2 separate regions of the Homo sapiens genome follow, and region 2 is linked to region 1. The links are chromatin loops, found by intact Hi-C in ENCODE. Cell type or tissue: PC-3. All regions are shown on one strand.

The links. Hi-C counts contacts between places; a loop is a spot of excess contacts. Peaks named below come from ENCODE experiments on the same cell type or tissue, not always from the same donor. Only the 100,000 strongest peaks of a DNase experiment are listed, where the experiment ranks them.
Region 2: it touches region 1 in a loop (17-fold over the local background); 3 of 110 quality-filtered maps call a loop at or near these places.

Annotation. Positions count from the first base shown.
Region 1 is chr10:25,112,052-25,114,551 of GRCh38, reverse strand. It overlaps LINC01516 (long intergenic non-protein coding RNA 1516), which reads right to left and starts at 1,494. Exons shown (of 8, transcript NR_120649.1): 1 at 866-1,494. RefSeq lists a silencer at 1,128-1,177. In PC-3, a CTCF peak has its summit at 1,214 (motif pointing left); DNase peaks (open chromatin) are centred at 601 and 1,201; H3K4me3 peaks cover 438 bases; H3K27ac peaks cover 1,606 bases.
Region 2 is chr10:26,555,749-26,558,248 of GRCh38, reverse strand. All of the region lies in intron 11 of APBB1IP (amyloid beta precursor protein binding family B member 1 interacting protein), which reads right to left. Among named protein-coding and RNA genes, the nearest start is that of LINC03028, 22 kb to the left of the region's middle. In PC-3, a CTCF peak has its summit at 982 (motif pointing right); a DNase peak (open chromatin) is centred at 978; H3K27me3 peaks cover 1,443 bases.

The sequences.
Region 1 (2,500 bases):
GGGTCATAATAAACCAACCCTAAGGATGCCAAACCAGGTATTCAGGAGAAGAACAGCAATCTGCTCAAATGTAACCCAAAGGCAGTAGCTCTCAGCCCCAGCCAGCCTGCCACATAGACATCGTTTGTGATTGTGGGGGTTGCCAACTAAGAACACCAAATCACAATCCCTTTCTGCCCCCTGGTAGCCCACAGTCCAGTGTTTCACATGTCTGAATGTTCTCTGGTATCTCAAGCAACGTGTGAGCCTAAGAGTAAGAACTCCCTAGATTCAAATTGTGACTCCCCCATCTACTGTGTGACCTTGGGCAAGTTACATAACCTCTCTGTGCCTCAGTTACCTTATCTGTAAAATAAATACCTTCTTTGCCACATTGTTGAGAGAATTAAGTGAGCCAATACTGCAAAGCATTGAGGAGAGTGTCTGACACATAGTAAGCGCTTAATAAATGTTAGCTACTTTTATACCAAAGTCCTCTATTTAGGAAGTCCTTATTGTTTCTTATCAGCCAATACCTTCACAGGAATGAGCAAGAAGTTGTATAGGCTGAAGAGGGTGGAGGTGGAGACAAGTGGAGTGAGGAGTTAAAAGCATGGCAGAAAACAAAAAGCTCTCTGTTTCTCAATGCTGCTGGGTATCTGTCACCATGGTGATTTGGGGCTGGGACTAGGGGAAGGTGCACAATGAAAGCAGCTGCCTGGGCGCCTCTCAGCCCCACCCTGGTTCTGGCTCATCTTGGCACTCATACTGGTTTCCTCCTAGGGCCTTTCTTTGGGTTTTCCTGGCATCCTCTTTGATGACATAGGAAAGAACATGGACAAATATATGAGAGAAATAAAGAAAAGTTAGAAAACTAGTTACTCACCAAACATTCCGTAAAACTACAGTCAATGTGGGAGCCCAAGAGTGATGCCCACTTTCAAACACCGCTGCCCCCACCAGTGACTCAGTCTAGAACAAGTAGAGTCTGAATAGAGAGCACCCCCCATCAGCTCCCACTCCCGCCCCACACCGCGCTGAGAGAGCTGCCCAGGGTGGGTAAGAGTTAGGAGGGACTGTCTGGTCAGCCGCGGGGAGCGTGTCAACCTCATTTAACCCTGCAGAAGCATTTCCCCCTTGTTTGTACTTAGAACAAACCAGGAATCCATTCTTTCACAGAGCACTGCTCCTGTCCTGAGCTGGCCGCTTGCCTGGTAGCCAATCGAAATGTCTAGCCGCCCCCTAGTGGTAAAGGTTTGTGCCATGGCTGTAGAGAAGGCACCTAAGATCCTGAAAGGTGATGGGAAGGGTGTTTGAGAATGCGCCTTCTTCCCCCTCCTGTGCAAATGGATGTGCCAAACATTTGCTGCGCCAGGGGCCACCTTGGCTCACTTCTCTGCCAGACGCTATGGTGGGAGGTGAGATGCTTGCTGGGCAGAGACCAGATTTAATTTTCTGCTTGTTTCCATAAGTAAACTGTCTATCCCTTGTCAGAGCTTCTCCTTAAGCTCTTTCTGCATCAGGGTGGTAGACACAACATCTGTGGATGCTTTTGATTTCTTGTTTGCCTAGGAACTAACTGGAACCTCTGTGAAGATGGAATGTGGTTTTCTTTCCCTTTCTTTTGGTCCACCTGTCAGTAAGGGGACAGGAGGGAAACCCTCAGGGCTGGCTCATATCTTTAAGGCAGCCCCTGAGTGGTATTCCATGTGGATTGGCTCATTGGTCTTTAATTTCCAGGCTTAGCTTGATCGTAGATTTTAGACAATTTATACTTAATGGTAATTAACAAACACCGATCATTTGAAGGAGTGTTGCTTGGTGACTAAGAGCATAGGCTCTGGCGCCCAGACTACTCAGAATCAACCCTCATCTTTATCACTTACAAGCTGTGTGACCTTGGGAAAACTCCTTAACTTCTCTGTGCCTCAGGTTTCTAATCTGTAAACAGGGGTAATAAGAGAAATTACCTGATAGGCTTACCCAGAGGACTAAATGAGTTAAATTTGTAAAACCCCTGGAGTAGAACCTGATACATTGTGAATGTTGTGTTAGTTATTAGGAAAGTTGTTGTTATATGTCATGGATATCAGTAATTATTATGTTTATTATTATTATGCATTATTAGACATATCACTTCCTTTATCTCCTCCACAATCCTTTTGTTATCCCCATTTCACAGATGAAGAAACTAAGGCAGGAAGTTGTTAAGTGTCTTTCCAAAAGACTGTGTCAAACGGGCCCAGCACTGAGGAGTTCACGCAATCCATCATAGGAGTTCAGAGAGTCACAGGGTAAGCTCATGATCTAAACAAATATCTGTGAGGAAGTGTTATCAGTCCTCAGACAGAAATCTGAAGAGGGTATTGTGTGGTGGATAAAATAGGGAGGCCAAGAGGGGAAGGAAGAGTCAGGAAATCCATGGATAGAAAGGGGAAGAGAAGGGTGAACAGAAGAAATATTGTGAACAAAGGCAAAGATGTGGGAGGCAGCAAGGGATGCTCTGCAAGCACGGTGAGTG
Region 2 (2,500 bases), 1.4 Mb before region 1:
CCATGTAAATTTTCATGGGTCATTATAAGGTTTATTATAATACATTTTATTATGTAGAAAAATAATTAACCACAAGCATCGTGTGTGTGTGTGTGTGTGTGTGTGTGTTTGTGTGTGTGTGTGGTATGGTACCACCTCTTTCTTCTTCCTCCTGTCCTCAGAGGATTCATTAATCCTGCTAGGATAATCCTCATTTGCTGGTGGTGCTGAAAGTGGAATGGAAAGCCAAGAGAGCTGGAAGCATCTATCTGCTCTTCAGTTGGCAGGAAAGGAGGGAAGCTGTCCAATTCCTCTCTTAGGGTATTGCATGGACCTCTCCACTTCTCTTTCGCTTTCCATCTTAAATCACTGACCTCCAAGGAAATGGCTATTCTCAAAGTTGTTCTAAGCAAAGGGTCTCGTGTCTTTAAACTTCAGTTGGAATCTGACTGGCAGCGTCTAGTCACTCTGCTAGACTTTCTAATGACTCAGCCAGCAAGAGCGTGTGGGATTGTAATCTTTGTCCAGAAAGGATAACAAGACCTTTATAGACTCCAAGAGCTTGACGAGAGTTTAGTAATTTTTGGTTTCACAAATGAGAAAACTGAGGCTCAGAGAGGTTACTATATATTCCTCCCTGTGACCCCACTAGAACCTGGGGGTCTCCTGACTAACCACCTAGAATTTCTGTGTTTGTATTAAGCTATTAAACCCAAATCCCAGACTTGGAAGAGACTACGGAAAAATTCAGAAATGATTTTTTAAAAATTCCTCTCTTTGGTCTTTTCAGGCAACTGAGGAAACTCTACTCATATTTTTGTCTTTAAATATGTATTCTCTATGTAGGTCACTCGGCCTCAGAAATTGCATCTCCATTGCTCGAAGAACGGTCAATTCCTATTTGCTTGGGCATAGCAAACAGGAACACAGACATTCTCTCTACCGACGGTGAGAACTTCACATCAGGCTCCTGAATGTTGCTGTAGTTTTCCAGTCTAGCCAGCAGATGACAGCAAACACTTTTGAATGGCTGCTGGGCATTTTACTGTTTTGGCGGTTCAATGCTTACTCCCTCATTCTGAATGTTAGATTTTATTTTTGCAAATGTTACTCCAATAATGATCCTCTTTGGAGGCCCTTAAAATTGGAAATATCTATCAACTCAGGTAATATGGCCCGATAGCAAAAAGGATTTGTTTTCTTAATTAACCTGAAGGTCATATTGATGAAAAATATACTAAAGCCAACACTTATTGGCTGGAACATGACAGCCCACAAATGCCTCCAGCATTCCCTTCAACAATAACATGTGCAAAGCCAAACCAATGCCCTTGTCTTTCAGCACCAGAAACACGGCTCTCTGACCTACAAACAGCATTTGTGTTCTGATTGTCATGTAAGAGAGGCAAGCATTGGTCTCTTCAGCAATTGAATGTTTATAATTGTTCTTAGAAAGCAGCTATTCCACCCACCCCCCACTCAGACATTTAAAAAGCTGACATTGTTACCTTCAAGATAATCTATTATTGTTTTTGGTAGATGTCACGTGAGAACCAAGTTTCCAGAGCAGACTAAATCTCATCGTGTTTGCAACAAAATGCACAAAGCAACTGCTTATATAGAGTTAGCCATTTAACAAGCACCCTAAACAATTTCTTAAGAATGTTATTCATTGAAATAGAGCAAAATGTAGTCACTCCCTTAAAGAAAATGACTTTTGAACATAAAACAGCCCCCTGATGATGGGGTGATAAACCTTGCTATAGGTCAGGTCTCACCAAGTTCCTTCCTTACACTATATGTGTGCTATGGATGTATACAGGAGGATTCTATGACCTCTAAGGTCTCTAGCAATCCTCAGATTTTATGGTTCTAAGATGAGCTACCTAATGGGAAAAAGCTCCTTTCTGGCTCCCTTGGTGATGCAGAAATCGTTCAGCCTTGCAGACATTATAGAGCAAGTCACTGGGCTTGTTCTCCACCGTGTCTTGAGACTTTGCCAAGGAGCTTATTGCCTAACCGAGCCTTTTGCTGAATAATCATTTGCAAAGAGGTTTCAGGAAAATGCTGGTGCAGTGTCACTGGCCAGGCTCTTTCGCAATTGATTTGATTGTTCCCGATCATAAAGAGAGAGAAGCTCTCTTGGGACATGAGAACAGCACACAGAGGTCAGGGCGATTGTGGACTGTCACTGCTTAAAGGGCACTTATAGACCCTCTGAGCTTACGAAATGAGAAAACAGGGTGAGAGAGGGTGAGCAATTTATCCAAGGCCAAAGGTAGTGAAAGAACCAAGGTCCTGTTTGTTCAATAAATATCTCTGGGTGCCAAGAAATATGCTAATTCCTAGGTACATTAAGAGGAGTAAGAGAGGCAGGGCCCCGTGGCTCACACCTGTAATCCCAGCACTTTGAGAGGCCAAGACAGGCAGATCACTTGAGGCTAGGAATTTGAGATCAGCCTAGGCAACACAGTGAAACCTTGTCTCTACAAAAAGTACAAAAATTAACCAGGTGTTGTGG